Regions from separate parts of the Mus musculus genome. Here regions 2, 3, 4, 5, 6 and 7 are each linked to region 1. The links are chromatin loops, found by intact Hi-C in ENCODE. Cell type or tissue: left cerebral cortex. All regions are shown on one strand. Region 1 holds the start of Sh3rf3 (SH3 domain containing ring finger 3). Region 2 overlaps Sh3rf3 (SH3 domain containing ring finger 3). Region 3 overlaps Sh3rf3 (SH3 domain containing ring finger 3). Region 4 has its middle 45 kb from the start of Gm23223. Region 5 overlaps Sh3rf3 (SH3 domain containing ring finger 3). Region 6 overlaps Sh3rf3 (SH3 domain containing ring finger 3). Region 7 has its middle 22 kb from the start of Gm40670.

What was found. Hi-C counts contacts between places; a loop is a spot of excess contacts. Peaks named below come from ENCODE experiments on the same cell type or tissue, not always from the same donor. Only the 100,000 strongest peaks of a DNase experiment are listed, where the experiment ranks them.
Region 2: it touches region 1 in a loop (3-fold over the local background); 7 of 42 quality-filtered maps call a loop at or near these places.
Region 3: it touches region 1 in a loop (2.5-fold over the local background); 3 of 42 quality-filtered maps call a loop at or near these places.
Region 4: it touches region 1 in a loop (6-fold over the local background); 18 of 42 quality-filtered maps call a loop at or near these places.
Region 5: a loop joins it to region 1, with 4 times the contacts of the local background. A loop is called at or near these places in 3 of 42 quality-filtered maps.
Region 6: a loop joins it to region 1, with 2.0 times the contacts of the local background. A loop is called at or near these places in 3 of 42 quality-filtered maps.
Region 7: it touches region 1 in a loop (5-fold over the local background); 22 of 42 quality-filtered maps call a loop at or near these places.

The regions. Positions count from the first base shown.
Region 1 is chr10:58,810,137-58,814,136 of GRCm38, reverse strand. Sh3rf3 (SH3 domain containing ring finger 3) reads right to left here and starts at 778. Exons shown (of 10, transcript NM_172788.3): 1 at 11-778. The coding sequence starts at 562. In left cerebral cortex, CTCF peaks have their summits at 1,636 and 1,835 (motif pointing left); DNase peaks (open chromatin) are centred at 868, 1,371, 1,786, 2,869 and 2 more places; H3K4me3 peaks cover 2,732 bases; H3K27ac peaks cover 1,820 bases.
Region 2 is chr10:58,934,229-58,938,228 of GRCm38, reverse strand. All of the region lies in intron 1 of Sh3rf3 (SH3 domain containing ring finger 3), which reads right to left. Among named protein-coding and RNA genes, the nearest start is that of Sh3rf3, 120 kb to the right of the region's middle. In left cerebral cortex, no CTCF peak of the experiment used is centred here; DNase peaks (open chromatin) are centred at 449, 1,648 and 2,416; H3K27ac peaks cover 644 bases.
Region 3 is chr10:59,070,763-59,074,762 of GRCm38, reverse strand. It overlaps Sh3rf3 (SH3 domain containing ring finger 3), which reads right to left. Exons shown (of 10, transcript NM_172788.3): 5 at 2,727-2,827. Among named protein-coding and RNA genes, the nearest start is that of Gm23223, 120 kb to the left of the region's middle. In left cerebral cortex, a CTCF peak has its summit at 1,799; a DNase peak (open chromatin) is centred at 1,759; H3K27ac peaks cover 285 bases.
Region 4 is chr10:59,148,410-59,152,409 of GRCm38, reverse strand. It overlaps a transcript of Septin10 not described here. Among named protein-coding and RNA genes, the nearest start is that of Gm23223, 45 kb to the left of the region's middle. In left cerebral cortex, a CTCF peak has its summit at 2,384 (motif pointing right); a DNase peak (open chromatin) is centred at 2,376.
Region 5 is chr10:59,087,405-59,091,404 of GRCm38, reverse strand. All of the region lies in intron 7 of Sh3rf3 (SH3 domain containing ring finger 3), which reads right to left. Among named protein-coding and RNA genes, the nearest start is that of Gm23223, 110 kb to the left of the region's middle. In left cerebral cortex, no CTCF peak of the experiment used is centred here; DNase peaks (open chromatin) are centred at 948, 1,348 and 1,978; H3K27ac peaks cover 939 bases.
Region 6 is chr10:58,868,457-58,872,456 of GRCm38, reverse strand. The region is part of intron 1 of Sh3rf3 (SH3 domain containing ring finger 3); the gene reads right to left. Among named protein-coding and RNA genes, the nearest start is that of Sh3rf3, 57 kb to the right of the region's middle. In left cerebral cortex, no CTCF peak of the experiment used is centred here; DNase peaks (open chromatin) are centred at 435, 1,100, 1,807 and 2,359; H3K4me3 peaks cover 386 bases; H3K27ac peaks cover 1,035 bases.
Region 7 is chr10:59,287,320-59,291,319 of GRCm38, reverse strand. No RefSeq gene overlaps it. Among named protein-coding and RNA genes, the nearest start is that of Gm40670, 22 kb to the right of the region's middle. In left cerebral cortex, a CTCF peak has its summit at 2,070 (motif pointing left); no DNase peak of the experiment used is centred here.

The sequences.
Region 1 (4,000 bases):
ACATTCTTACCTTAGCCACTGGCACACTCCTATTAGTCGCCACGTCGCACAAACTGGAGGTAGAGCTGCCTGCGGCCGCTGAGAGAAAGACCGGAGAACACGGGGGACTGCCTGTCGCCCCTCCAGCGCCACCAGCGAGCGCTGAGAACGTACCGGGGCCCGGGCGCGCGGGAGGGCTGCTCCCCGGGCTGGCACCCGTGCGGGGCCTCTGGCGGATGCCATCCAGCAGGCGCACTAGCAGTATGTTGGCGGGCAGCTCGTCCACACCGCAGCCCACCAGGATGCGGCACTCGGGACAACGTAGTTCGTGGCGCGAGCACACGATGCTCTCCAGACAGCGTCGGCAGAAGGTGTGCTGGCATGGCAACACCTTGGCCGTAGTGTCCAGGCGCTCCAGGCACACAGAGCATTCCAGCAAATCCAGCAGCGATGATTCGTCCATATCCTCTTCAGTCCTCGCCTGGGCCCCCCTCTGCTGCTCACCCTGCCTGTCCTCGCCCTCGCCCCGAGCTGCGGTGGCCGCCGCCTTGGACGCGCACAGCCAGGACGCCCCAAGCAGCATGGGGGAGGCGCCAGCGCGGGCCCAGCGAGCCGCCTAAGTCTAGCAGCCAGAGCCCGGCCCGCCGAGGAGAGCGGGCATTTGCGCCTAGCCCGGGCAGTCGCCGTCAATAAACAGGGTTCGGTCCCCGCGCGGCGCGTGCTGACAGCCCGAGGCACTAGCCTCCACGATTTGCAAAGTGACACGCCGAGCCTGCCCGCGAGGCAGGCACCGGAGTTCCGGAGCCCCGAGGCAACTCCAGCCAGCCGAGCCCAATCAGCCTACGCGCGCGCACCGCCGCTGCGGGCAACACCTGTGCTGCCGCGCCGCCCGCGCCCGGGAGCCCAGCAGCGGGGAGTGCAGGGAGAGGCCGGCCAGGTCCCCAGGGAGACCGGGGCGCGGCGTGCACGCTCCCCCGCGCCGCAGGCGAGCCGCACCGCCCCCCTCGGCGCCTCCATGCGCCCTCGGGCTGCCAGAGCACCGCCGCCTTGCTCAACTAGCTCAGCCGGATCTCGTCCCTGGGTCGCGGGACCATGTGCGGGGGACGCGCAGAGGTCACAGTCACTGCGGGGGTGTTGGGAAACGGACACCTCTCCTGCCTTGGAGCTTCTCCCTTTAGGCCACCTCCGGGGCTCCGGAGAACTTCCCCTGCGCAGGCTTGGCCCTGTCCCCTCTGGACGCCAGACTCTGGATTCTCCGCGAGCTTCAGGAAGGGACGTTTCTTCTCAACGCCTCCGCGAAGGAAAGTTTGGGAGCATCATCCCGACTGCTTTCTTAGCCAGCGCTGGAGAGCAGCCGGAGGACGCATCAGACACCCAGGCATCCTTCTGGACGACTCCAGGGAGCACTCTTGCTTGTGTCCCCTCTCCTGCCAGCATGCCCAAGTGACAGCTGTGGGTATAGGTGCGGGGGTGTCCCTTGAGGCGAGAAGGGAAGTCGCTGGAGATGGCCGGGTCGGGGGCTGCCGGGGCCGCGACTACTCCTTCGGGAAGCCGGCTGCCCTCTCCAGAATCACTGATGTGTGACTGACGCCGCCGCCCACGCGCCAGCACACCCTGGCCGAGCGCCGCGCCCCTGGCGGCGCGGTGAAAGACTCCAGCGCCCGCTCTGGTGAGCTCTGATGAACCCAGCTCCAAATATTCCTCGGGAGGCTCAAAAGAGGGGGAATGTGCGCTCCTTCCCGATGCCCGGGGTTCTGGGAGCGTCAGAGCGACGGAAGTACGTACGAGGACCTGGAGCAGCAGGGAAGTTTGGCGGTGGGCTGCGGTCGGTGTACAAGATTTCTTACCGTGTGCTGCCCCCTGGTGGGCCCCTCGTGTTCCCAACGCTCTCGAGCCCCGCACAGGCAAAGGTCCAGAAAGCTGGATGATGCACAGCTGGGAGATGCCAGGGCAAGCATCCAAAGTGGTGTGGATGCCCCTCCTGCCGGTTGGGCTGCCCTGTTGTTTGTGAAGCTGAATGTCACTTTTCTTCGTTTTTAGGGAGAAAAAAATTTTGCTGATACTTAAATGCCAACATAATATCTGCATTGTTTTAATGCTCTTAAACAACCCTGTGAAATAATTGCTTTAACTTCATTACACGGGTAAGGAAATTGATTCTCATTATTATGAAGCCATTTTATTAAATGTGGTTTTTGTGACCACAGAACCCAAATGCAAAAAGACCACATGGTAGCAGAGCGGTTGCCTATAAGCCACGTGTCCCTTACAGTGTAGTAGTATCTTCCACACGGCGTGTTTAGTAAATATCCATTGAATGATCGAAAGAGTGACTTGATCTCATCCAGTGATGATTTGAATGCAGTATTTAGCACCCCAATTCCAGATATCCTGAGTTCCTATCAGACTGCTAGTCTCTGGAAATTCCCAGGAGCATAGAGTTGTCCCAGCCGATCTCTGTATCATTTACACAAGTATTGGCAAGGGTATAAGATAGAATTGTCTGTCTATGTCTATTATTGCCTATGTCTGTCTATTGTCTGTTATGAAGGGGGTAGGGAGGTGAGTGACTTTTGCTCAGGAACACCCAAGGGGAATTGTGAGAGGGTCCAGAATGCCTGATTTATGAGTGGTGATCAGGACCCGGGAAAGGGTGTGTGTGCAAAGAACAAAGAACAAAGTTGCTGTCCATGATGATATAGCCTGAGTGCTTTTGGATGCAAGAGAGAAATAAAGCTTAGGAGAATTTTAAAAGGTGCAAAATAAAAGTAATCTTAGGGGACTACAGGCTAAGGGCTGGGGCAGACTAGTGCAGGCAGATTCTCCTAAGCCATGTTCTTCCCCTGTATATGTGGTGGCTTCCTCCTTCCCTCCACCGTGCGCTGGGCACCAGTCACCGCATGATAGAAAATATGACTGCCGCTTGTACTGGATCCAGCAGTATAGCATGAAATTAGCATCACCCACTGACAAGATGGGCATCTGATACTTTCATGGTCTTACTAGAAGTTTGAAAGTCCTGTAACCTAGCCTGAGCTAGCAGCAGCTGTCCTCTGAGGTGGTGTCTATAGAAAGAAGCAAAACCGTATGAAATCTGGCAGCACCCTTGGAAGTGGCACAGAAAAGGAAGTATGGTTCCCAGAACAAGCATCTAGGAAAGCAAAAAGATGTCCTGAGAGCCCAGGACATGTCTGTCCTCTGAGTCCCTCATTATGTACAACCACAGTGAAGATGGATAAATGAAAAGCTACTGGACCCATAGTGCCTGGGTTTCCTGTGATCCCGGTCAGCCCCAGCACCCACCACAGCCCACTCCCACAGTTGTCAGCCCCAGTTGCCAAAGTCGAGTGAAGGCTGGGCGGGGCATGCAAATCAGGTCAGCAGCTAGATTCCACCCTGTGATGTGCTACCTGCACCTTCCAAGGGAAGACGACTCCTTGACAGTGGCAATCTCTCATTCACTGTTCTGAAGAAACGATGTCAAGTATTGCGACATCTTCCTGTCTTTTAAGAGAATTAGAGGCCTAACTTTCTGTAAGTATGTTGAACAGTCGACAAATAATTCTGTTTTCAAATTCAACCAAAAATAAATATGTGACTAAATTAGCCCAAAGAGCTCCAGTTCGCAAGTTCTGGTTGAAGTATTCCAGTATAGTCTGAAAGAAAAAAAAAACTCAAGGGTGTGGCCTAAATAGTTGAAGCATTACGAATACAGTTTTAGGTTTCTTGGCTAAAGTTTCACATGTTCAATAAGCCAAGTATGTAAGTCAGTGATGGACGAGCTGGCTTTGCAGCCATTCATATAAAAATAGCTGGGAATTCAGTCAACCACCAGAATACTGTGAGCCAACATGTGTCGTCCATCTAGCATTGGCAGTAGAGGAAAGTCATGAAGTCTTCAGATGCCTGAATGTAAGGTTACAGGCTGTGATACAGGAGGAAAGAGTCCCATCAGACCTCGGACTTGTCAGATCTCATTTGCAAGATTGTTTCCAATTCTGGGAACCAGAAAGTGGTAAGG
Region 2 (4,000 bases), 120 kb before region 1:
CTGTACGGGACCCCCAAAATACTAATAGAACCCCAAATGACTAGCAAGGGCTTTCTAAGGCTTATGAATAAAACAAGCCTCATTTCCTTCTTAAAATACCCCTTTATACATGTGTACCTTATATTCTACAGTGAGCAAAAGTAATGTTTTCAATTGTTCTGAGACATTGAGAGATACATAACGATACATTCTTCTCAGATGAGGAGTGAGAATAAACATGGCTCAGACTTTGGCAGGCCAGGGACAGGGAGCTGTAGTGAATCCTGAAAGGGCAGTCTCAGCCAGAATGGGGGCCTCTGTATTTTTGGTTCTTGATTGTGGTAAGACCTGTATAGAACACAAGACCGAACACAAGCTAGGCAGGTGTCAGAGCACTGAGCAATTGTGTGGGCTCTGGGGACATCAGAAACGGTTACCAATCATTCCCACAGGCTCTTTGGCATCTTCTGGGCACTCCTCCAAAGAATGCTTCCCACGTGGACCCAAGCCTGGTGTCTATGGAGACCCCCTCCATCTGACTCCCACAAGGCAAGGCAGCATGCACTCCAAGCAATCACAGAAAGTGAAGAGCAATGGCCCCACTTGTGTTCAGGAGATGGGTCTTGTCCACCCAAGAGCAACAGAGGCAGCTGCACATGGAACATAGAAATGCAAAGTGGCCCATGTCCCAGTCAAGCAGATAAGGAAGAAGAAGAGGAAGAAGAGGAGAGAGAGGAGGGAGGAGGAGGGGGAGAAGAAGGTGAAGGACAGAGGGGCAGGAGGAAGAGGGGAAGGGCAGAGGGTAGAGGAGGGAGAGAAAGTGGAGGAGGGAAAGGAGGACAAATAGGAGGAGAAATTTCTGAGTTCGCCTTTCTCCTGATAGCTTTCTGTTGTTGCTTTCCTGGCGTTTCTCCATATTTGTCTTCACATATTTTCAAAGAAATCGTGTCTGCACGATGCTCTACCTCCCATCCCATACTCATGAACTCTGCTTCATGCTGGCTTCCCTCTGACCCAATCTAGTAGCCAGCTCTAGACTCCTCCCATGTCATGTCCTGCTATACCAGGAACTACATAAGCACTTGAGCATGGTTATGCAGAACAATGACACATAAGAAAGGGAATCTGGCAGGCTCCATAGTGATTGATATGCACCCAGGATATCATTCATTCATTCATTCATCCATACACACACACACACACACACACACACACACACACACACACACACACACAAAGCATGCCTGAAGCCCAGGTATACTATCCACAGCAAGAATGCATAAAAGAGATGGGAATCAACATGACTTGCTACCACTCAAAGCAGAAGCCATGGCAGTTTAGTGTGAAGATATTATCCAAGCACTACAGGTCCATAGCATCCATAAGAGAACCTCATACAAATTTCTATGACTACTGCATAAAGCTACTTGGCAAAGTGCCACAGGCAGCATCAGAAACTCAAACGCACATACAGACAACAGGTTCCAATAACTGTCTAAAATGGTTATTTTAGACTCCTCTGTGGAGAAGCCAAAACTGAAATTCTGTTCCAGTTGGAGGTAAACAATAAGAATCTTCCCAGCTGGTCATCGACAGCAGGGAGTGCGTGTTGTCCAAGCTGTGTCAGCTTTTGTCTCTCGGGGGGCTAGAGGGAGGGTGGAGAGAAAGACACTTATTCGTTTTCTTTGCATTTGACAGCTTGGAAAGTCCCAGTTTAGCTTTGGAATGCCAGCTCTCCAGTTATAATTTAACACCCGGTCCAAAAACAGTTGACGAGCGTTAGCGAGCTTCACAATACCATTTCATTTGCCAATCAGACCATTTTTTTTATGTCCTCCATCAGCCCACAAATAGATTCGTCAGTGTATTCTTAGCTGTGCTCCTGAGTGCTCAAGATACAATATTTTATGCTCTGTAGACAGGGGGATGACTTTCTTTATGGGACGTCCATCTGTTTTCCCATCACCTAAGATTTCTAGGAGGCCTGAAATAAGAAAATGGCTTCAGTTCCAGAGCAGCTTGCATCTTATCCTGAGCACCCTCCTTTACAACTACCACTCTGAAATTGTTCCAAGAGCAATGATGGGGGTCGCCAATCTCCCAAGGTCCTGGCAGGATTCCTCTATTATACGAGGAGGAAAAGCAAAAAACTGTATCAAGAAGTAAAATGAAGCCAGTCTCCTTCAGTGGCAGTGTCTCGCCTTGTAAATGTCCCACTCTGCTACCAAGAAACAGAACAATCCCCCACAGAAAGGTACTAAAGGAGGTTTCAGACCTACATGGCAAATGTTGTTTGGGGAGGGTCACCTGGGGTGCCTAGTAGTGCAGGGAGGGAAAAATGTCTTTAATAGCTACCATATTTTGTGGGTTCACCAGGTTTTAAGAGCTGGTACATACATTCACATTCAAATGCCTCCCTTGTGAGCTGGCCCGGGGATGACAGTAGTTCATACGCTCTAATGCACGAGAACCGTGGGCGGCCTCCCCGGAACTCCAGGCCTCCAGGAACTCTAATTGGAGTTGCACAAAAGCAATTACAGCTAATGACAGTCATCCTGATTTTTAACTTCCTTTTCTTAGATGGCCCAGGGATTTAGATTCTGAATGGTGGCAAGCACAGTACATTTAGGTTTCTTTATTTTTCTTGGAAACAAGCTCAAGACGTTTTCTTGGTAGCCTCGTCTCGCAAGTAACATGACTTAGCAGGGCATGAGATGGCGTCACAGCAGATGGCATCACAAGGGGACCCAACATGTAGGAAACATTTCAACCAACAGTATGGATGTCTGAAGTCATCTATGTTCAAACATGAACTCCCAGCATCCCTCCTGCTTGGCTCCTTTAATTGGCAGGTGAGTTGAGGTATGTATACTGAACTGGGTAACTACAGAGCACTTGAAAGTCAATATTGTGGGCAGGGCTCAGGGAACTGTAACTGAAGATAGGCAGCATCCTAGGACTCACTCCTGAAAAGAATCTCAAACATCCTGACCCAGAAAGAAATAGTCCACAAATCCATAGAAGCTAGAGACAAAAGGCCCTTTCCTCAGAAGAGAGAGAAAGAAAACAAAGGTTCTTTCACTTGAGCCTCTTTGCACAGACAGGGTCAGGATGGAGGAAGCTCTGCAGGGGAATAGAAGCCACTGAGTATGGTATCCCACTGTCCTGGTTAGTTTATTGTCAACTTGACACAGAGTTACCTGGGAAAGAGGATCATCGACTGAGAAAATGCTTGCATTACACTGGCGAGACTGTAGGGCATTCCCTATATATTAATGATTGGTGTGGGATGGCCCAGACCACCATGGGTGTTCTTGGGAAGATGGTCTTAGGTTGAAAACAGGGTGAGCAAACCATGGGGAGCAAGGCAGCAAGCCGCACCCCTCCATGGTCTCTGCTTCAGCTCCTACCTTCAGGTTCCTGTCTTGAGTTCCAGCCCTAATTTCTCTCCACCACAGATTATAAAGTATAATCAGAAATAAAACCAAGTTGGGTTTGGTCATGGTGTTTTAGCACAGCAATAGAAAGCTCACTAAGACATTCACTGGTCCTGCTAGGCCCACGGATAAATGTATCTCCCATTCATGCTGTGGTTTAGAATCCAATCACCTGGGATCATAAGCAGACATTGGAAGTGTTTCTCTACTGGGATACAAGGCATAGGGGTGTGTATGATCTGGAGACCACTAAATATCCACAGATGAGAGATGGGTGATTTATTCATAGATTCCAATGCACATGGGCTCCTTAGGGAAACGTAAAACTACAAATGTTTAGGGTTTGAAATAGTGGGCCATGTGATTCTACCTCTTTCCTTAATATCAGAATAAGACCACCATGAGACCCAACCACTGTCATCACCTATGTGTTAAAGATGAGATTCTGGAGACCAGAAAGCCAGACAAGAGGCCCCTGCACTCTGGTTACTGGCAAAGCCTGGAAACAGGCGTTGCAGGCACACGGGAACTATTATTAGAATTTAGCCTAACCCCAGGCTTGGCAGGTCAAAAAGAACTCCCCC
Region 3 (4,000 bases), 260 kb before region 1:
TGTAAATAAAGAAAATATCTAATTAAAAAAAAAAAAGAAAAAAGAAAGTACGGATTGGTCAGGCTACACACACCTGCTCAGAAAACTCATCTTCTGTTCAGTAACATGCAACATAGAATTTCAACCATGAGGTTTTCAAATTGGGCCATGTATGTCGTTGTAACATGTATGCCATCTGTAAGCATGTCTCTGCTCCTCAGTACACGGACATGGATGCACACTCTGACATTTTCTCTGGCCTCTTAGAAGGTATGAATTGGTCTACTGCTCACAATGTCTCTGTATTGCCTGCCAACTCCCCCCATCCAAGTCGGTTAGTTACTTCCAGGTAATATCGGATAATCAAGTCTCCCTTCGGGCTACACAGATGAGTCTCAAGCTCAATAGGGGCAATGTGACCTGGGGTGAGGGAGGGAGTAAGGAGAGGCCATGTTGCAGATCCTAGTGACTGTTTCTGTGGTAGAGAGGGCTAGGAAGGGAGAAGGGCCCTTTGTGTTTATTGTCTACAACTGAGACTCAAAGAATGTATTTGGATGTTTCCTGACTCCCAGGTCTCAGACACATAGAAGTCATTTCTGGTAGCTGGCCCAACATAATAATTGAGAACCTTCCATATCCAGGAATGGGGTGCCTTGATTTTCAAGGAAATGTAGGTACTTGTTGAGAGCCTGGGTCTAGGCCTTTGCCTAGTTGTGAGGACACAAAAATGAGCCTAGGCTCATCACTGGCTTTTGTCCTGTTTCCCATATGAGGAATTGTATCAAAGCCATCTCCTGTAGACAGGAGCCCCACTTCCTCAGAGGTGGTGCCCTGCATCCAGCTCTTCTCTCCATCCTTCTCACTTACTTCTCTTGGCCTCTGGATTATAATGGAACCATAGTAGCAGACCAGGAATATGGCCATACATGGTCAGCACTCTCAGGATCCCAGCATACCCTGTGCACCTAAATCCGTAGATGCCTACATCCCAGATAAAGACCGGCTCAATACTTGCATCTAATGGATGTCACTCTTCTGTATCCATTCTCTCTCACTGGCACAATACTGAACACTGCATCTGCACATTGCTTTACACATGTGGCATGGAAAATCCAAGTTTTGGTTTGAGGAACTTTCTGGGATTTCTTATTGAATATTGTCTACCCATGAGGGGTTGACTGAATTAAAGGATAGCTGAACCTACAAACCAGGCAGGCTACCTCTACCTGACACCTAGTCCTGCTGAAAAGGTGAATTTTAACCTGAACACTAATCTGGAAGATAGCTTATTAGTCTGGTTTCCTTCGGAAGCCAGGAGAAAAGTGGATACGTTTCAGGTTTCTTTTATTAGGTTGGTTAATCATGAGAGTGAGCAAGTTAAGAAGAAGGTGTTCAGAACTTTCTTATCCATTCTCAAGTCTAACATCTGACGTTGGCCAAATGAGCAAGGCAGGAATGCACGGGGTGGTTGAGGTGATCTGGAGAAATGATTTGAACTTGGCAAATTGTTTTGTCCAGAAGCATCTTCCCCCAACGCTTTAAATTCTGCACCATACAGAGCCTGACTGTCCCACTGGCTTGCCTACACTGGCGGAACTGTCTGTCCTTATTCCTATGCCTGACAACTCCATCCACTCCACCTTAAAGCATCCACTCAAGAGGCTGAGCTCACTGCCAAATACAGAAGCCATCTAATTCTCAAGAAGACTATTTACATGGGAGTTTTAGAATTCCACATTTCGCTTAAATGCTGTAATTTAGCAGAGAAAATTTCCTCAACAAGATAAACACCTTATTTCCTGGCAGTGATTCATGTGGTTATATTTGGGGTTGGCAAGCAGCTGGCCTGCCTCGGGGTGGCACTTCTGAGCCGGCAGAATTAATCTGCTGATCATACTTCCAAGGATGGCTGCTGACCTCACCACACCCTTCCATCCTCAGGACACCCAAGAGCTCAGGGACCTCTTGTGGGGCTGGGGAGCCATGGGGAGCAGGCATGGAGGAAGAGTGGGGTTATGGCATGTCCAAACCCCAGAAATTGCATCCTGAGATCAGCGGGAGCAGCATCGCTGCCCCTCTGCCCCAGGCCTGCATGTCCCAATGCCCGTAGCCCTGTGCTTCCATCTCTATGATGCTCCCACCCCCCACCAGGAGGTTACACATTGTGGTAGCCAGGTTAGACTTCTTCTCCCCTTATAAGGTCATGTCTGGCAGCACCTGGAGTTCCTCCTTATGCAAATGAGGCATCCATAGCACTCTGGCCTCTGCCAATGATGTTCAATCACCCTGAAAGGAAAGCCTCTCTCCATCCCCTCAAAGGTTTAAGTCCCTCCCCCCACAACCCCCATTCAAAAGCTGTCTCATTGAAACTGCCTCTTGAGAGTCTGTTCTTGGTTCACTGTCTGCAGTCTCTACAGTCCCAGCCCGGCAGTCTAGCCTCGCCTCCCCGGGGAAGCTGAGCCTGAACAGCAACCTCTGGGACCTGCTCTAAGAAATAAATAGCTGACTCCTTTCTTGATAGACCACTGAGGGCCTGTGCTGTCCAGTGTGATTAGTCTTCCCTCACTTCTCCTAATTATCCTAGGGACAGCAGCGTTAAGAGACTTTTCACACTCCCCTTCAGGGAAGCATCGACACACAAGTGCGACTACAAAGAACAGCTAGTAACCAACTGAAAAACCCACTAGGAACCACTTGTGTAAATGCCAGTGTGCAGAGAATGTCGACAGACATGAGGGGCAGCTCACACGTTGAGGGGCAGCTGGACTTTGGGAGACATGCCCTGTTCTCCAGCCACTGCAGCAGCTCGTGGGAGGGCTGTGGGGACAGGTCCAGCGGAAGAGGAGTCCTGAAAAGACACAAGAGGATACGTGAGTGAGTAGAAGAAAGGTCTCACTTAAGGAACAAGTGGTTCAGTAGGCCCCCAGCAGCCACGGGTATCCATTCCCTCGGTGTCAAAGCCTCCATCTTCCCAGTCCTCACGCCTTACTTCCTTGGCTAGGAATCACATATGCTATCCTGTTGCATTGAGGTTGGTGGCTCAAGGCATCTTTCAAGGGCCCCTTCTAAGTACCATCCCAAGGTCAACATGGGAGGAGACCCTGTCGGGTAGAGGCCTAGCTTTATCCTTAGAACCTGGACTAATTATTAGTGTGTGGAAATGAAAATTATATGAAAGGTTCTGTAAGCCAATTTAGACGGCTATGGCCTGGGAACACAGATTTAGGTTTCCTCAAACACTGTGTTCCATCGTGGAAGCAGTTTCGTGAAGTTGTTAAAGTAATAGAACAAAGAAAATTATCAATTAAGATGCTTTGCGAATCTATGGTGGAAATATTAGCTAGGTTATTACACCACAATAGAGAGATCTCAGCTGCGGTTCTGATGTTCCCCCGATAGTACTCCAAGTCCTTTGATTGGCGGAGAATAGGGTTCTGTTTATACATTCCAAAGGCTTTTATCTGGTGATGAGGATGTTAGGTCTGACACTGAGGCAAGGGAAGGCTCTTTAGCTGGGCTAAAAAATAGCCCAAGAGAAACTGTAATTAGACTCTGGATCTGCAACATTCCAACCTCCCCACAGCTACTCAACTTTTAATCAGTCATCTTTTTGTGGACAAGTTCTCTTCAGGAACTCTCCTTTACAACTGCAGAATTTGTTTGCTTAAAAGTGACAATCTCCCTGAGGGCCAGCAAGCAGAAAGAATGGAAATATGAAACCTCGGGAGGTAGGAGGTTGGGGGACCCTCCAGAATGTACCAGAGACCTGGGAGGTGAGAGACTCTCAGGACTCAAAGAGAGGGACCTTAGATGAAATGCCCTACACTGGGGAGAGGGAACTTGAAGAGCCACCTCCAGCAGAAAGACAGGGCATCAAGTGAGGGATGGAGTTGCCACCCCACAATCACACTTTGACCCATAATTGTTTCTGTCTGAAAGAACTGGAGAATGGACATGGAAATGGAGAAGAGCCTGAGGAAAAGAAGGTCCAGCGACAGGCACAAAGTAGGATCCAGCTCAA
Region 4 (4,000 bases), 340 kb before region 1:
TAGTGTATTTTTCTGAGTCCAAAGCAGAAACTCCATACTTAACAGTTTGGGCACATAAACATAATAATGCCATAGGAACAGCTATCCTAGCTTGTAGGGATTCCTATAGAATTATATAAGACCAGATCTGGCTGGATATAAGTTTTAGAAAAATCTCAGAACTCTGAGACCACTGGAGGAGACAGTAGCTGGGCTTGTTGCCTTGCCAAAGGGACTTGAGAATATGTTCAGCTTAAGGTTCTCTCTATCCCCAGCTCCGGGTCAAGAGAGCTCTGATGCAAGGTTAAAGACTTGCTGAAGACAGGAAATCTATAGGCCTGAAGGCTGTTGCTTTCAGATGGGCCTCTAGGTGTGCCAGGATTGCTCATTGGCATGTATCAAGGCATCCTAACCCCCAAGGCTACCATATGCTCTGGGGCCTCAGTTCACTGTGCTGGATAATAAGATTATGAAGACGAGGGAGAGGGAGCCCAGAATGTGGCCGTGGTGAGGGCTTGGTCTGCTAATGACTCCAGTTCTCCTGCAGTTGGCCATTTCATGTGTTGCTCCAGGCTTTCCCTGGAATAGAGTGAGCACAGGCTCACTCCAGGAGACCTCTCTCTTTTCTCTCCCATGATGCAGTTTCTGTTTCAGACTCAAAATCATATCGCAAAACATAGGCAAGTGTTACTGGAAAGGAATTTTGTATTTTAGTACCAGGAGGGAGAAGGCTATGTGTGTAAATGCACATATGTCCAAGCATATGTGTGCTGTGTTACAGGTAGGATATGTCTGTGAGAGTGTGCTTGCACTTTGCGTGTGCTACAGGTAGGATGTATGTGTTTGCCATGCCCAGTGTGATGGATCACGAATAACTGGGGCTCGGATGCAGACTTTTGTAGGACACTAAGATGGGAAAGTAATACTGGAAGGATGCCCTAGGGAAGTGTGAGCCAGGTACCTGCGTTACTGCACAAGTGAGAGAGCCCTGTGGACTACTGCAGACTTCTCTCCCCGCTGGGATCAGGAGCCCCAGGCAAACCCTTTACATGGAGGTAGGCCTGAGGGATGTAAGGTGGGGCAGCCAAAAGTTGCCTTCATGGTTAAGGAGCAAGTGGGGGAAGGGCCTGGATCTTGTGAGGAGGTGTGGCTCTCTTCTGGGTAGAGGGACTTTTAAGTTATGCTTCTCCTAGAGCAAGAGCCTGCTTGCCAAGCTCCACCTCTTTATCCCCCAGCTTCTGGTGTGAGCCGGTTTCATAGGGGTCCCTGAGTTAGCCTGAGCAGTGACTCTCCAGAGTATCTAGTGTGGCGGTGGAGACGGTGGGAGATAAGGCTGGTCCTCGGAGAAGAGGGCAAAGGAAGCTCTGGAGTTGCCCTGGGCACTCCTGGCTCCTCTAAAGAACAGGGATAAGCCTGGAACTGAGGAGCCCGGGGCTGGTGGAAGGGCTTGGGTGAGTGCTAGAAGCTATGTCTTGGCTTCTGGGAAAGGATCATGGGAGGATTTTATCAGCAAGAGCAGTTCGGATGCAAAAGTGCTGAAGCCATACACGGGGGAAGAGCAATGAGTAGGGGCAGGGGCCTGTGGCTACATCAGATAGAGGAGAAAGGAGTCTGAGCTCTCAGGCCAGGTCCAAGGAAAGAATTTCTAAAACAATAGCTGGTTGCCCTTGGGCTGGGACAGGTAAGAGAATGTAGGGTCACCCCTCTGCAGCCAGTTCAGATGTCAGATGGATGCCCCAGAGCTACTTAGAACTATACCGGAAATTTATTACTGTGTTGGATGTAGTTCCTGTCTGCTCAGGACACCAGTTGGTACCAAGGTCAGGTTCTGCCCTCAGAAGGAGAGAGGCCACTATAGTAGAACAGCAGGGTCGGACATCAATGGCCCCTGTAATCTTCCTCTTTGTCAGGGCCAACGTGACCATACTCTGGCTCCAGAACTGCAGCTTTGTAGCCTGGGAAAGGGATTTAAGGACTTGGACCTTGTCTGGTCTTTGCCATGAAGCCTTGCCAGCCAGGAAGGCAGCTCTGAGATGAACCTGGCCTCATGTCTGGTGGTATGGCGTGTATGGGGACAGTCCCAGGAAAGTCAGGGCTGGTAGCCAGGCTCGGCTCCTCCTGCTGGCCTGAGACTGAAAGGAGCATAGGAGTCTGCACTAGTGTGCTAACAGGTGGTGGGGCTGGGGTGGAAGACTCCGCCAGCACACCAAGCTCTTGTCTTTTGTGGATGGGCGCTATCTGAGCCCCTAAGAGACCCCTTTCTTGCTCATCACGAAGACTTTTAGGACTCTCCACCTCTCTCCTTGTCCTCTCAACACTTTTAGCAAGGACACAGTTGCCACGTGCCAGGCATCTGAAGCACTTCCTTTTGGCATCCCATTCATAGTATCTACTCCCTATGCTGCCAACAGAGGGAGCTCTAATACCCTAAGATGCTGATACACCGCCTGAGAACCTTATTTAATTATTCGGTTTTTAAATTTCCAACTCTACCTCCTCCTATGTTTCTTACTTTTTCTAAAATTTATGGCCTCTTATTTTTAATTACTACTGTTAGACACACGTATTCATAAACACAGCCTATTGAGGTCGATTACTGTTGCGTACATGTAATTAGGACTAGCTAGCCTCTTGGGGCTGGATAACCTATTTGGGATTTGTCCCTGAAGAAGCCCCGTTCTCTTTCCAGCAACATTACTTGCCAGTAGCTCTTCACCTAGGGATGATTGCTGTTGCTGTCTTTCAGGAACTGTTCAGATAGCCATGCTGCTGAGATTTGCTGAGTACCACTTCCCTGTCATACATAGAAGACACCTTTGAGCAGATGTCCTGGTCCTCTAATTCTTGCAATCTGTCTGCACTCTCTTCCTCGACATTCCCTGGACCTTTAGGTGTTGTAGTTGCATTGTAGACGTAACAGCTGGGGCTGTACTCCACAAGGCCAGTTCTTCTCTGTATTTTGACTGGTTAGAGCTTTCTGTAATGTGCTCTGCTACAAAGGAAGTTTCTTTGATGAGGGGTGGTCTGTAAGTATTAGGAACCATTTTGAGATTGCAGTGAGACATTATACTGGCTTAGGGAAGTAGCAGTATCAGGCTCTCATCTAAGATCTGTGGCCTCAGCAGCCACGGGTAATAGACTAGGTTTACAATACCTGGTGTGCATTGTCTTCTATTAAGTGGGCCATAAATCCCATTAGATGGCTGTTGGTTACCCTCAAACTACAAGTGCCACTATTGTTCCCTTGGGTATGTCTTACTATGAGGTACATAGCTCATAGGATTTACATCTTTTGGGATAGCTAGAGTCATTTTTTAAAATAAGTTTTTCTTTATTTTTGAGATTTTTATATGTGTGTATTTTATCAAACTTTGGGCCACAGCCTGTGCCCCATGTCAGGTCCAGCCACCTGTCCTCAAAAAGCCATTAAAAAGAGGCAAATTAATAGTGGAAAGCAGGAAAAGGAGAACTATTCAACATTGGAGAGATGGCAGAAAGACTGGACAACTCTTTATGGCTGTTTTCCTGGTCCTGAAGGGAGATCAGAGTTTGAGGGCTATACGCCCCAGAGTCTCTAGGATATCTTATATCTTCCAGGCTAGTCATATATACAGGAAAATATGGTCATATCTTCCCCCGTTTACTCTCACCTTCTCCCTCCAGGCCCCTTAACATATTTCCTCCCAACTTCGATACTCCCCCCCTTTTATTCTTGCTAGTTCAGTAAGCTTGATAGAATTGCCTGTATGTGCATGAGGGTGGGGCAGTCCTCTGGTGCATGGGCAGTCTACTAGTGGAAAAATTCTCAACAACGACAACAATAACAACAACGACAACAACAACACCCTCTCTTCCTGAGCAACTGCCAGATACAATAGGTCTCTATTAAGTGGTAGAGCATAGAAATCACTACCCACAGCGGGTTCAATCTTCATACATCAATTAACAATGAAGAGACTTCCCAACAGACAAGCCCTCAGGCCACCTGATACAGATAACTCCTCATTCAGACCTTTTTTAT
Region 5 (4,000 bases), 280 kb before region 1:
CAGGGGGTGGCCTAGGAATGGCATTGCCCTGTGGGAGCATGGGAGCTGTTTTCAGGGCCCTGCATTTGCCCTGGCTGGTCCTGCTGAACACCCTTCCTACCCCACCTGCCTACACTGCACCTACCTGCCTTGAGAAGGGATGGTGACCTCTTGAAAACATTTCTGGCTCCTTTCCTGCCCTGGTTCCTGTCCTCTGGGTTTGAATGAACAGGTCACCTCTCTTCATGTTTCCTTAGCAGCCCACCTACGCCTCTATGATGTGCTTTCAAACGACTGCAGGTGCTTGTTTTCTGCCTCGTCCTCTAACTGCCCAGGAACAGGGTCTCTGGAGTCCTCTCTGCACCTCTGATCCCTGTGGTGCCCTGCATCTGCACTCAGTTCTTTCCTTGGTGCTGATGGTTGTTGGTTTGCTTTCTGTGATCTGTTTTTGATGAACAGATGTCTGTATTGGGCTCTGCTTCCGAGAGCGTATAAAGGACATGGGCACTATGCAGGGGTGCTATGCCCTTGCAAGACAGGGGTATGTTAAGTAGAACTAATCATATCAAACTCTATGGCCGATGCAATTAAGCCTTTGTCAAACTGCCTGCCTTGGGCTGAGATGAGAACACTGTGGGAACGCCCCTCTCTCCCCCCCAACACAGGGCTAGGAGCTGCTGAAATGGGCAATTACAGCAACGAACAATCCATTACTTGTCGTGTCAACAGTGTTTTTCCTCTCTAAACGCAGAATAAAGTGGAGAATGCTGTGGGAACCCAGTGGCATTTAATGTACTGATAGGCCATGGGTAGGAGCCATTCTTTAACCTGACCATGACAACAGCACAATGGCACAGGGACAAGCGTTAGGTCACAGCACTGGGGCAGCCACTTAGCCATCCCACATCTCACTCTCCTCACATGTAAAATTAAACCGGGAGAAGAGAATGCTTGTCACAGTGCCATAGTTGCTATGGTGACAGACTGTGCATGGTGTTGCACTGCCCTGAGCCAAACCCATTTCTTTTGATACTGCTTGTCATGGCGGACAGGAGTGATGACTGGCAGGGCTTCACTTTCTGTTTGAACTGGGAAAGCTTTAGTGAGGCTTGGTGTGGAAAGGCCGTTATGCTGGCGGTTAACCCGAGGCTGCTGTGCCAACAGGGCTGCTCAGCTTAGACGGGCATGTGTGGCACACTGGCTGGGCTGAGTGATTGAGGAGATGCTCATAACCAGAAGAATAGGAGTATCCTTTACCTCAGCATATTTGAGTTCAACATCTTGGAAAGCTGCTGGCCGGTCTGGAAACTAAGCTGGAAATGATTAGCCAGACACAACGGCTGCATCTCTAACCTGAGGGCACCCAGGACTAGCAGCATAACACCTTACACAGCCGCGTGGGCGTGGCGAGCTGGAGGATGGGAGACAGGGATGAGGCATGAGGGAAGAGGGTCCAGGACCACTGTGCTTCCAGGTCACAGCAGGCTAAGGCTGCAAGACATAGCCTGGAAGCCTTGCTAATGTAAGTAAAACCAAATATTCACGCAAGACTTGTGGGTAGTTATAGGAGTCTCTGGCTCACTAGAGTTGGACTTAGGGGCTCACTGACAGGGGGTGCTTAGAAAACATTGCTTGTTGCCAGTTCTGTTTTTTTTTTTTTTTTTGATGGCTACTACTATAAAATCCCCAAGAACTTCCTTCTGGACTTTCACTGATGCTGGTGGATAGCAGGTGTCTGAGTCCACCCTATGCTCACTGATGGTGTTACACACTGGGCACCAGAGTCTGCTGTGCACTCACTGATGACATTTGGCACCTCCGATGGTGAACAAGACTTCTGTCCTATTGTCTCTGAAAAGCTGAATGTTTTAACCATTTCTCCGTTCACTCCCCAAATGGTCTACATGGCTCCTTGTGTCTTCCCTTCCCAGGGGAAGCACACACAAGGACATGTATTTCCAGACCTGGCTCAAGTGCATCTTGCCTACTATAAAAGAAGCCTGGGCCTGTGGAACTGCCTTTGACCATACATGGAGTATGTTTGTGAGACAGAAAGCAATAGGAGGAGACAGAGGGAAGGCGGGAGGGAAGGAGGGAGAGAGGGAGGGAGGGAGGGAGACAGAGAGAGGGGGTGGGGGAGAGAGAGAGATTCTTAGTATAGGCTACCACTCTTACAGCAGGATATTGTTCCACGACAGCTAGCATACCCAGGGCTCACCATACTCATTGCCTGTCTCAAAGTCACAGCCTCTGAAGCTGGCTTGCCATCTCTCCATAAGCCACTTCCTCTGGGCTGGACATGACACCATCATCCTCTCAAGGTGACCCGTTTCAGAATCTGACTTAGGTCCTCCAGATCTTTATGTCCCATCTCTGGAGTTCCTATCTCAGATGGAACTATTGTGCCTTGTGAGTTGCTCATTGCCCTCTGCCCACGGTGCAGGATCAGACCCCCCCGAGGCTGCTTACCCTCTCTGGCTGACTCCTGTTATAGGCACAAGCTGTATACCAGCTCTTTCCTTGTGCTGTGGTGGTCTTTGGTAAGATGTTACACTCCTGCTTTAAAGTGCTTCAGAGTACAGAGGTATGCCCCTACACGGCCCTAAGATTCCCCTCTTCTTAGAACCTTCATTAATGATCACTGTTGTCTTTTCCCTTCCTATGTGTTAGACACTCCTGACTTCCAGTACATCACTAGCATCTACACAATCATCCTAGGCAGTGAGCACAACCAATCTTCCCAATTTACAGACAGAGAAGCTGAGGCGCTAGTGATGTTGGGAGCCTCAGCATTTGAGCACAGGTCTATCTGCTGTTCAAGCCCCTGCTTTCACCAGGCTGTTGTGTGCTCCACTTGGACAAAGCGGCAGTTGTCTTCTCTTACAAGGGCTCTCCCAAAATCACCTCTAGTTTACTTCAAACCACACAGCTAGTACTAAACTCCATATATTCTGTTTTTCCTATATAACCATACATGCTTATAATACCCTTTCACTTATAAAGTAGGCATGCTGTGGGACCAACAATAGCAAGTAATAATGAAATTCAACAGTTATAACAACTACGTTATATGGATGTGGTTCTCTATCCATCTCCCTACCCTTCTCACTACACTATGCTTGCCCTGCTGGTTGACCGTGGGCATCTGCAACCACACGGAAGGGAAGAAAATGCTGTGTGCAGTCATCTGCATGAAGATGCGCTCTCCCACATCATCCATGGCTACTTTCCTCCTTTCTTTCACACCAAGCATGTTCTTTCTCCTTCTACTCTTGGAGTTACTTGGCTGTTCATCCCAGCTTTGGCTCATTCTCAGGACTTTCCCCTGCCCCTACTTTCTCCCATATGTCCAACCATGACCTTGCCCCTCCCAGCACCCTGAGCCATCCCTCCAAGATGGCATCGATTTTCCAAGGGAGTTTGTGAATCTGTCTGTCAGTCAGTCAGTGAGTGAGGACCCAAGAATGGGGATGGCACTCTGTCCATTGAGTAGGCATCAATGCCATGCTCTCAAAACAATCCACATCAAATTCAGACTGTGAGGGCCTGCCCACTCTCTTTGCCTCATGTAAGCCTCCACTTGTCATATGAGTGTGAGGGCAGGATATCGTTCTGAGGTTCAGGTCCGATGGGTGGGTGCATGGACCACACACACACAGTCCCATCAATCATGACTGGAGAACATATAAGCAGAGAGTGGTATGTATGGTCTTACATCCAGGAAGCTGCTTTCTGCGGGCCCTCGACTGTGCCATGGTTTGGCTAGCTCATATACAAATGCTGTATCTTTGCTCCAAAGAATTTATGTTTTCTCCCTCATCTGCACTTTGAGGAGAAGAGTTTCTTGGATAGTAGGGAATGGAGGGAAGAAAAACATGGGCTACACCTTCTCCCTTTGGGTTATTTTTATTGGGCAATGGTAATGTCAATGGCACTGTGGGGCCATGTGGATGTGAACTCTTAAGGGAGTCTTGCTACTAAGTAATTCTTACTGGCTCTCTGCTAGGCTTCCAGACAGTGA
Region 6 (4,000 bases), 58 kb before region 1:
GAGAGATGGAAAGGGGAGTTGCTTTGTCTAAGTGCTTCCCAACAGTGTGGTATAGTTTAATAAAAGGAACAAGGGCACCACTCTCAGTGGTCAGGGTGCTCATTAGTCAGGGTCCAGGCGATGCTAGCTTATTAAATACTCGACTCAGGACAGACATCTTCCTGGATCTGCGCTTTCTAGATCAAAACAGCTTTCCAGACTCTCTCTGTGACATGTAATGGCATATGACAATTGCATTCTGGAAACAAGTTTAGGATTCCATTGCATCTTTCTTGCTCACAATTTCCACATTTTAATAGCCCACAAATACCAAAAATAGCCCAAATTGTGCTTCTAATAAAAATGCTTTCCCATAAAAGCCTGTGACACACATCCTTCCAAAGGCAGATGGCTCTGCTGTATAACATTATTACATACATAGTTACCTACGTCACAAATATTTCCAAATCCAAAACTGCTAAGCTTTCTTGCTTGTCATTTTTTTCCCCTATACCATTTCCATGGCAACCTGCTTCCTTCCCCTGAAATAAAAAAAAAAAAAAAAAACACAGAAGACATCTTTAAATTGGCATACATCGGAGATAAACTATTTCATCGACACAGCTTATTTTAATGATTACCATACAAGCAATGTTACTCAGAAACAATCATTTCAGTTCATAAAAATGAACCAATGTAAATGGCCCCCTCCGCTTACACAGGATGACAGCGTGGTCATTAAACTTGACACCCAGGCTTCTCAAACATCACATCTTCAGCCTGTATGTCAGCCTCTGTCAGCACATGCAGACTTCCTTCCAGTGCCTACCCAGCTCTACCAGCCTGTTCTTGCAAAGGAGCCAGGACAGATTCTAAAAGGATGCCTTAGGGTTAGTCGGCTGCTTTCTCTCCCTGCAGACACAGCGCTCAGTCCGGTACATGCATGCCCATGTTTATTTCAGAGAGACTTACTAACACAGAAATAAGCAAAGGCCCACAGATGGGCCTGAAGGATGATCTTATTAGTGCCAGAGCAGCCAGAGTTAAACAATCCTTTGTTCCCTTTCCTGTAGAACCTGGAGTTAAAAATACCCGGCCAAGTGCCCAGAATATTTCACACCAAGGAGAATCTCCAGGGAGATCCTCCCTGGAGGTGCTGGCCACCCACGCATGCACACACTTGTAATTCCTAGTGAAACACCAAAAGAGCTAGAAGAGCCGTCTCAGGAGTGTACGCTGCTGTTTACCCATGGCTCTCGGATGCTCTTTAACCCTAAAACACTTTTGAAAAGGAACTGTGATAACTCCAGGTATGATACAGAATAAAGACAAATGCATCCCTACATTTTTTTTCTTTTAAGCAACAAATAACTCATAACCTTACAGTTGATTTCCATGAAAAAAATAGAGAGTGGGGAATTTCAACCCAAGTCTCAGAAATGTTAAACACACACCCTCGCACGCACATGTACACACATGCATACTTGCATACACATAAGGTATGCACACAACACATACTCACATGTGCACACCTGCATGCACACACGCATGCATACATGTACACTTGCACACACTCAGAGGCATGTGTGTGTATACACACACAGACACACACATACATGTGCACATGTACACACATGAACACTTGAACACGTATGTGCACACCTGCACACACACATACACACACATGCACCCACTCAGAGGCACATGTGTGTGCACGTACACACACAAACACAGGAGCCTTCTTATCATCTCTGACTCTCACAGACATCTCAGGTGGGGCACACTCCAGGGACAATGGGCTGCCTTTCAGCCCTCAAAGCCTGGCATTCTGCTGAGATACCACCATACACCTACCCCGCAGCACTCACGGGGTAACAGCTGGCCACCTGCTCCAGTAACACACACGTTACACAGCTCTGCTGTCAGGGAAACCAGCTCTTCTCCACTCTTAGAGTTTATTTTTCCATATGCCCATCAGTTCAGCTCTGTTTTCTACCCAGAGGAAGGCTTCGAAGATACCTGAACAGGGTTAAACTTAACTTCTGTCCCAGGTGACACTTTACAGAAAGGATAAGAACAGCCCAAAGAAATGACCAACAAATTCAGAAAGTGAGACATTCTATTTAAAAAAAAAAAAAAGAAAGAAAGAAAACACCTGGTCTCTTCAAAGAGCCAATGCCTGAAGAAACAGAATTTAGGAGACTTCTAGAACAGCGATTCTCACACTGTGGCATCTGACCACTGTAGGGACTTGAGAGAAAGCAGGCTTGTGGTCAGCTTATATAAGGTGGAGCTATAGCTGGTGGGTCCCCAATTGCTCAGAGGGTATACCTCAAGTCAAAAGTGCCCTAAGTCAAACATGCACTGAACACATGGGACTTTTAAACACCCTCTGCTGCTCACAGCCTCCAGTGCATGCAAGTGTACTGACTGTTTTCCAGTCCTGAAGCAGGGCTTTCTGGGAGCTGTGACTCACTGTTGCTGTCCAGCATCCAAACATGGAGCCATCCTGTGGGACTTGCCCAGGAAAAGATCAGAAGTCAAAACTTGGAGTAATTTCTATTGAAATGTACATTGTTTTTGCACCATCCTAAGGACTCATAAGCCAAGGCCTTTCTTCTGCACCTTTACGTGTCCACCTGAATAATTTATGGATGTCCAGAAATCCTGATCTAGATAAGAAAGACAATGGGCATCAACAAACAGAAAGAAAAGAATCTGGTTTTAACTAAAACTACATATTTTTTTTTCCTAAAGAGGAAAACTCAAAAGCAGACTGTTATTTGAAATCAACTGAATGAATTTGATAACCTTCCTATAACATTCCCCTTAGATGTGATTTCAATCCCAGAAAGGAGTCCCCTTCTTCTTTAGAGAGGTATGCTACATTACCAATAGCCAAGGCAATGGCATCTGCAAAATTAACTTCACCATTCACCCAAGAGAAGGATACAAAGGTTAAACCAAAAGGACAGAGATGGTGACAGGGTCCAGAAAGACACACATGCGCACTTCCACACAAACTCAGAGGCATGTGCACACCTGCCTGCACATAGGCACATGCACACACGCACACACACACACACACACACACACACACACACACACACAGAGAGAGAGAGAGAGAGAGAGAGAGCCTTATTATCATCTCTGATTCTTGGGTTTCTTTTTCTTTAAGACTGACCATGACAATAGCTAGAACGAGGTAAAACTGAGAAACTATAAATGCAGAGTATTCTGTTTTACACCCAGGAGCTCTTTACGAACACATAAACACATACTGCAGTACCAGGACACAGTCACTCTGTAAGTCGGTCAGTGCAGGGGCAGTGTACAGCGGACCCTAGCAATGATCAAGAGAGGGGAGGTAGCACAGGGGCAAAAAAGTGTTCTCAGAGTCTCCGCATACACAGGAAAGATGGACAGGGCCAGCTTCGTGGGAGATAAGAATGAAGGACACTATTATTTGGGGGTAGGCACAGTGAGACTTGGGGGGAGGTTACACTAGAGCAGTAAGATGGTATTGGATAGCAGGAACAGTGTGGCCATTCTTCTCACTGCAGGATGGCACTAATGACCACGAAGCACTTCTGTACGCATGCCACTCACAATTTCCTAATAATGGCTGTATGGTCTATCTCAAGACACCATGTGAAAAGGTGTCCAGGTCCTGCATCACTCCCCCTCGAGGACACACCATCCTCACTGTGTTCCAAGGACAGGACCAGCAGGGTGTGAGGACAGTCTCCCAGGTCAGCAGCCTGGGGCTCCAGGCTACATAAAGCTTCAGTGGCCCAGGCCCTTCTGGTTTTTCTCATTTCTGCAGCACACAGGGTAACTCTGTTTCCTTGAGACATGTTAGTACAAGTTCCCACTACACACCATGGTAAAATTGCGTCTTCATGCCCACCATTTAACCTACACTCTAAAACACGCTTACTGGGATAAAAGCTGTGCTAACGAGCCAAGCAGTCCATGAATCCTGCAGTAAAGACTGGCCTTCTCGGAGAGCTCTCTTCCA
Region 7 (4,000 bases), 480 kb before region 1:
ACCACCACATAGTAATGTGAATCTTCCTGTTCTCATGCCTGCCGTATCACAGTGAGGATACATTACAGTATAACTTTCCACACCTGTGACGTGTCCCACCACCATCACAGGGCAGTGCCTGCATACCTGTATGCATGCCTGCTATGTCCCAGCATGGCAGCCTGGGCACACCTGTTTACATATCTGCCGTATCTGAGTCCTGCAGTGCGGTGGCCTGACAGGCATATTTGTACACTGGTTTTGTCCAATCTACACAACATGGCAACCTACTCACACTTGTTGTTATTTTTGTGTGCATGCTGTTTCCTAGTGCTAGCACACAGTAGTGAGGGCATGCCTATCCACACACCTGCCACATCCCAGTGCCACCATATGGCCACACCCATATGGCCACACAAGCACTCCTGTTTGTGTGCCTGTCATTTCCCAGCACTGCCACATGGCAGAATATCACACCTATTCATGCACCCTCTATGTCTTAGAACAGCCAAGTGGTGGTGTAGGAATGCCTGCATGTCCCATGTTGCACCTGGCATCATACACACCTGTTCACGCACCTGCTGTGTCCCAGTTGTGCACCAGGTATTACACACACACACACCTGTTCACGCACCTGCGTGTCTTGGTCTTGGTATCTCTCTCTCTCTCTCTCTCTCTCTCTCTCTCTCTCTCTCACACACACACACACACACACACACACACACGCGCGCGCGCGCACACACACCTGTTCACATACCTGCCATGTCCCAGAGCCAACATGCGTTGGCATGGGCAGGATTGTTCACATGTTTGCTGAATCCCAGCATTGCCGTGTGGCAGTGTGTCCCCACACCTGTTCTCACACATGCAGTGTGAGAACACTATTATCAGCACCTGGTAGTGCTGGCTCACTTGTTTGCACTCTGTGTCCCAGTGCTGGAAGCTTGCTGGATGGGTGTGCCTGTTCACCATGTCCTAGTGCCGAGTCGTACAAGTGTGGGGATGCCTGTTTGCACCTCTGTATCTCCATGCCACCGTGTGATGCCTGAGTATGCCTGTTTGAAAACTTGACATGTCCCAGAACTGCTACATGGCAGCCTGGGCAGGGCTGTTCACACACTTGCGGTGTCCCAGGGTCACTATATGACAGCCTAGGATTGTGTGTTCACATGTGCGCTGTGCAATGGCCTGGGCTCATCTGTTTCCATGTGTGCCGTTTCCAGTGCCAACACACGGCAGCAGAGGCATACCTTTTGGTACCCCACCTTATGGCAGTACTGCCACATGCAGCCTGGGCACACCAACCACATACATACCATATCCAGCACTGCCATGTTGCTATATGGGCATACCTACTCACACTTGTCCAGAGCTGCCAAGTGGTGGCCCCTGGATATACCTGTTTGCATGCCTGCCATGTTCCAGCACTGCCGCATGGTGACATCGGCTTGCATGTTCATACCCACACTGTGTCCCAGAACTGTCACATGATCTTGTTTACATGCCTGCTGTGTCCCAGAGCCACTATGTGGAGCACAGGCATGCTTGCATGCAAACCTGATGGTCCAGCACATGGCACATGCTTGTCATGTTTCGCCACCACCAACAGGTGACAGTGGCACGCTTGTTTGCAAATGTGCTGTGATCCATCCAGTGCTGCCACCTCATAGCAAGGACACACCTGTTCACACCGGTGCTGGGTCCCAGTGCCACCCTATCATGTCACTGGTGCTTCAGGTAACCCACCTGCTGCATCCTACAGCCACCACACAGTGACATGCGTACAACTGTTCACATATCTACTGTGGAGGTCTGGCCGCGCCTATTTGCACATCTTCCATGTGTCAGAGCCACCACATGGCTGCAGAGGCACCTCTGTCTGCATGTGTTCTGAGTCGCAGTAACGGCTGGAGGCCTTGTCTCATCTGTTTACACATATATTGTATTTTAATGCTACCTCATGGTTGTGTGGACCCGCTTGCTCACATGCAAGCTACGTCCTAGTGTGACTACATACACCTGCTCACAACCCTGCCTTGTGGCAGCCAAGGCACACCTGCTCACACAGGTATTGTGTTACAGCGCCACCATGTGGCAGTCTGAGCACACGTCTTTGCATACCGACTGAACCTCAGCTACTCCCTGGGGCGATCTGGGCACACCTGTTTGCACATGCATCATGTTGTGGATTGCCACTTGGCAGCCTGTTTGCATGCAAAGCCTTTCCCAGCAGCCCTGTGTGGTGGCATGGGTATACCTGTTCAGGCATCTGCCATGTCTCAGCACAACCATGCTTTAGCATGGGCACTCCTGTTTGGATTTCTGCCATGCATGCAAATGTCTCTGTATGGTGGCCTGGGCACACCTTTTCACATACCTGCCATGCCCCAGGGCTGCCATATGTTGACTGGGGTAAGCCTGTTTTGTATGCATGCTGTCTCCCAGTGCCTTTATTTTCCTTTCAGGGTTGCTTGTGATGGCACACACAACACACACACACACACACACACACACACACACACACACACGGAAAGAGAAAGAGAGAAATAGACAGAGAGACAAACAGAGAGGGTCACATACACATAACTTAAAATGCAAAGAAACTATGAATAACACAAGCATGTGGGCAAATGCCTGTAGTCCCATGACCAGGAGGCAGGAGATCAAGAGTTCAAGGTGTCCTTGGCAACCTAGTTGAGTTCAAGGCTATCCTGACCTACACAAGACCATGTCTCAAAAATATACAATAGCACCCACACCCCCACACCCCCACAAAACAAAACAAAAGGAAATGGTAAATTAGATAGTCCTCATAGGATATATCAGGCATGAATGCGAGGTCTAAAGGCCTGAATTGGACGGGGCTGGGGAGTGTAGCTCAGCAGGTAGGGTCCTTGCCTAGCATGTATGAAGCTCCCAGGTTCCATTCCCAGCACTGTGTAAGCCAGCCTGCTCCAGCTATATGGAAAGTTTATGGCCAGCTTGGGGTATGTGATACTCTGTATCAAAAACAAAACAATTCCTCCACCCTGCTCCCACTTCCTAGCCCTCCAAAAAAGAAAAAAGAAAAGCAAAAAAAAGGAGAGAGGAAGGAAGGAAGGAAGGAAGGAAGGAAGGAAGGAAGGAAGGAAGGAAGGAAGGAAGGAAGAGAGCGAGAGTGAGAAAGAAAGAAAGAAAGAAAGAAAGAAAGAAAGAAAGAAAGAAAGAAAGAGAGAGAGGGGGGGCAAGGAGGGAGGGAGGGAGGGAGAGGAAGAAAGGAAGGAAGGAAGGAAGGAAGGAAGGAAGGAAGGAAGGAAGGAAGGAAGGAAGGAAGATAAGAGCTGAAACCCACAGGAGCCAGGGGCAGCCACTGCTAGTTTGAGTGAGGGCTTTCCTGGTTTTAGGAAGCTGTTGGTTACTGGCCTGTGGATCTGGACAGTGTTGTGTGCCTCTGGCTTGACTCTGCACAGATGCTCAGATAAGATAGTTCTGAGGGCCTTAAAGGGGCTTCAGAGCATAGGCAGCATGCCTGCTTTTTGCTTGATAGGACTGACAGCATCTGTGTGCATCGAGACACAGGCACAGCTTCACCAGGTCAAGCATGTGGGTTTCGTTTTGTGTCAAATGACATTCATTTATTTGTGCGTGTGGTGGGGTGAGGTGAGGGTCAAGCATGTGTGTGTGTGTGTGGGGGGGGGGGTCAGAGGACAACTTGCAGGAGTTGGTTCTCTTTTACCACCTGAATCCTAGGGATCCATCTGAGGCTGTCCAGCTTTTTGGCAAGTACCTTTACTCCCTAAACCATCTTGCTGGTTCCTGGCAAGTGGTCTTTATTTACCCTCATGGAGAGCCCTTAGCATTCCTGGCAAAGGGGCCGCCTGTGCTTTCTAGATTGTGTCCTTCATCTTCCTTGCCTTGAGCAGCCCCTTATCAGGAAACCCTTAGGGGACACTATGTGGTTGGCATTGCAGATTACCTCTTTTACAACTGTGGACCCTGATGAAACCGAATAAAACAGCCTTTCTAGGACACTTCAAGGCAT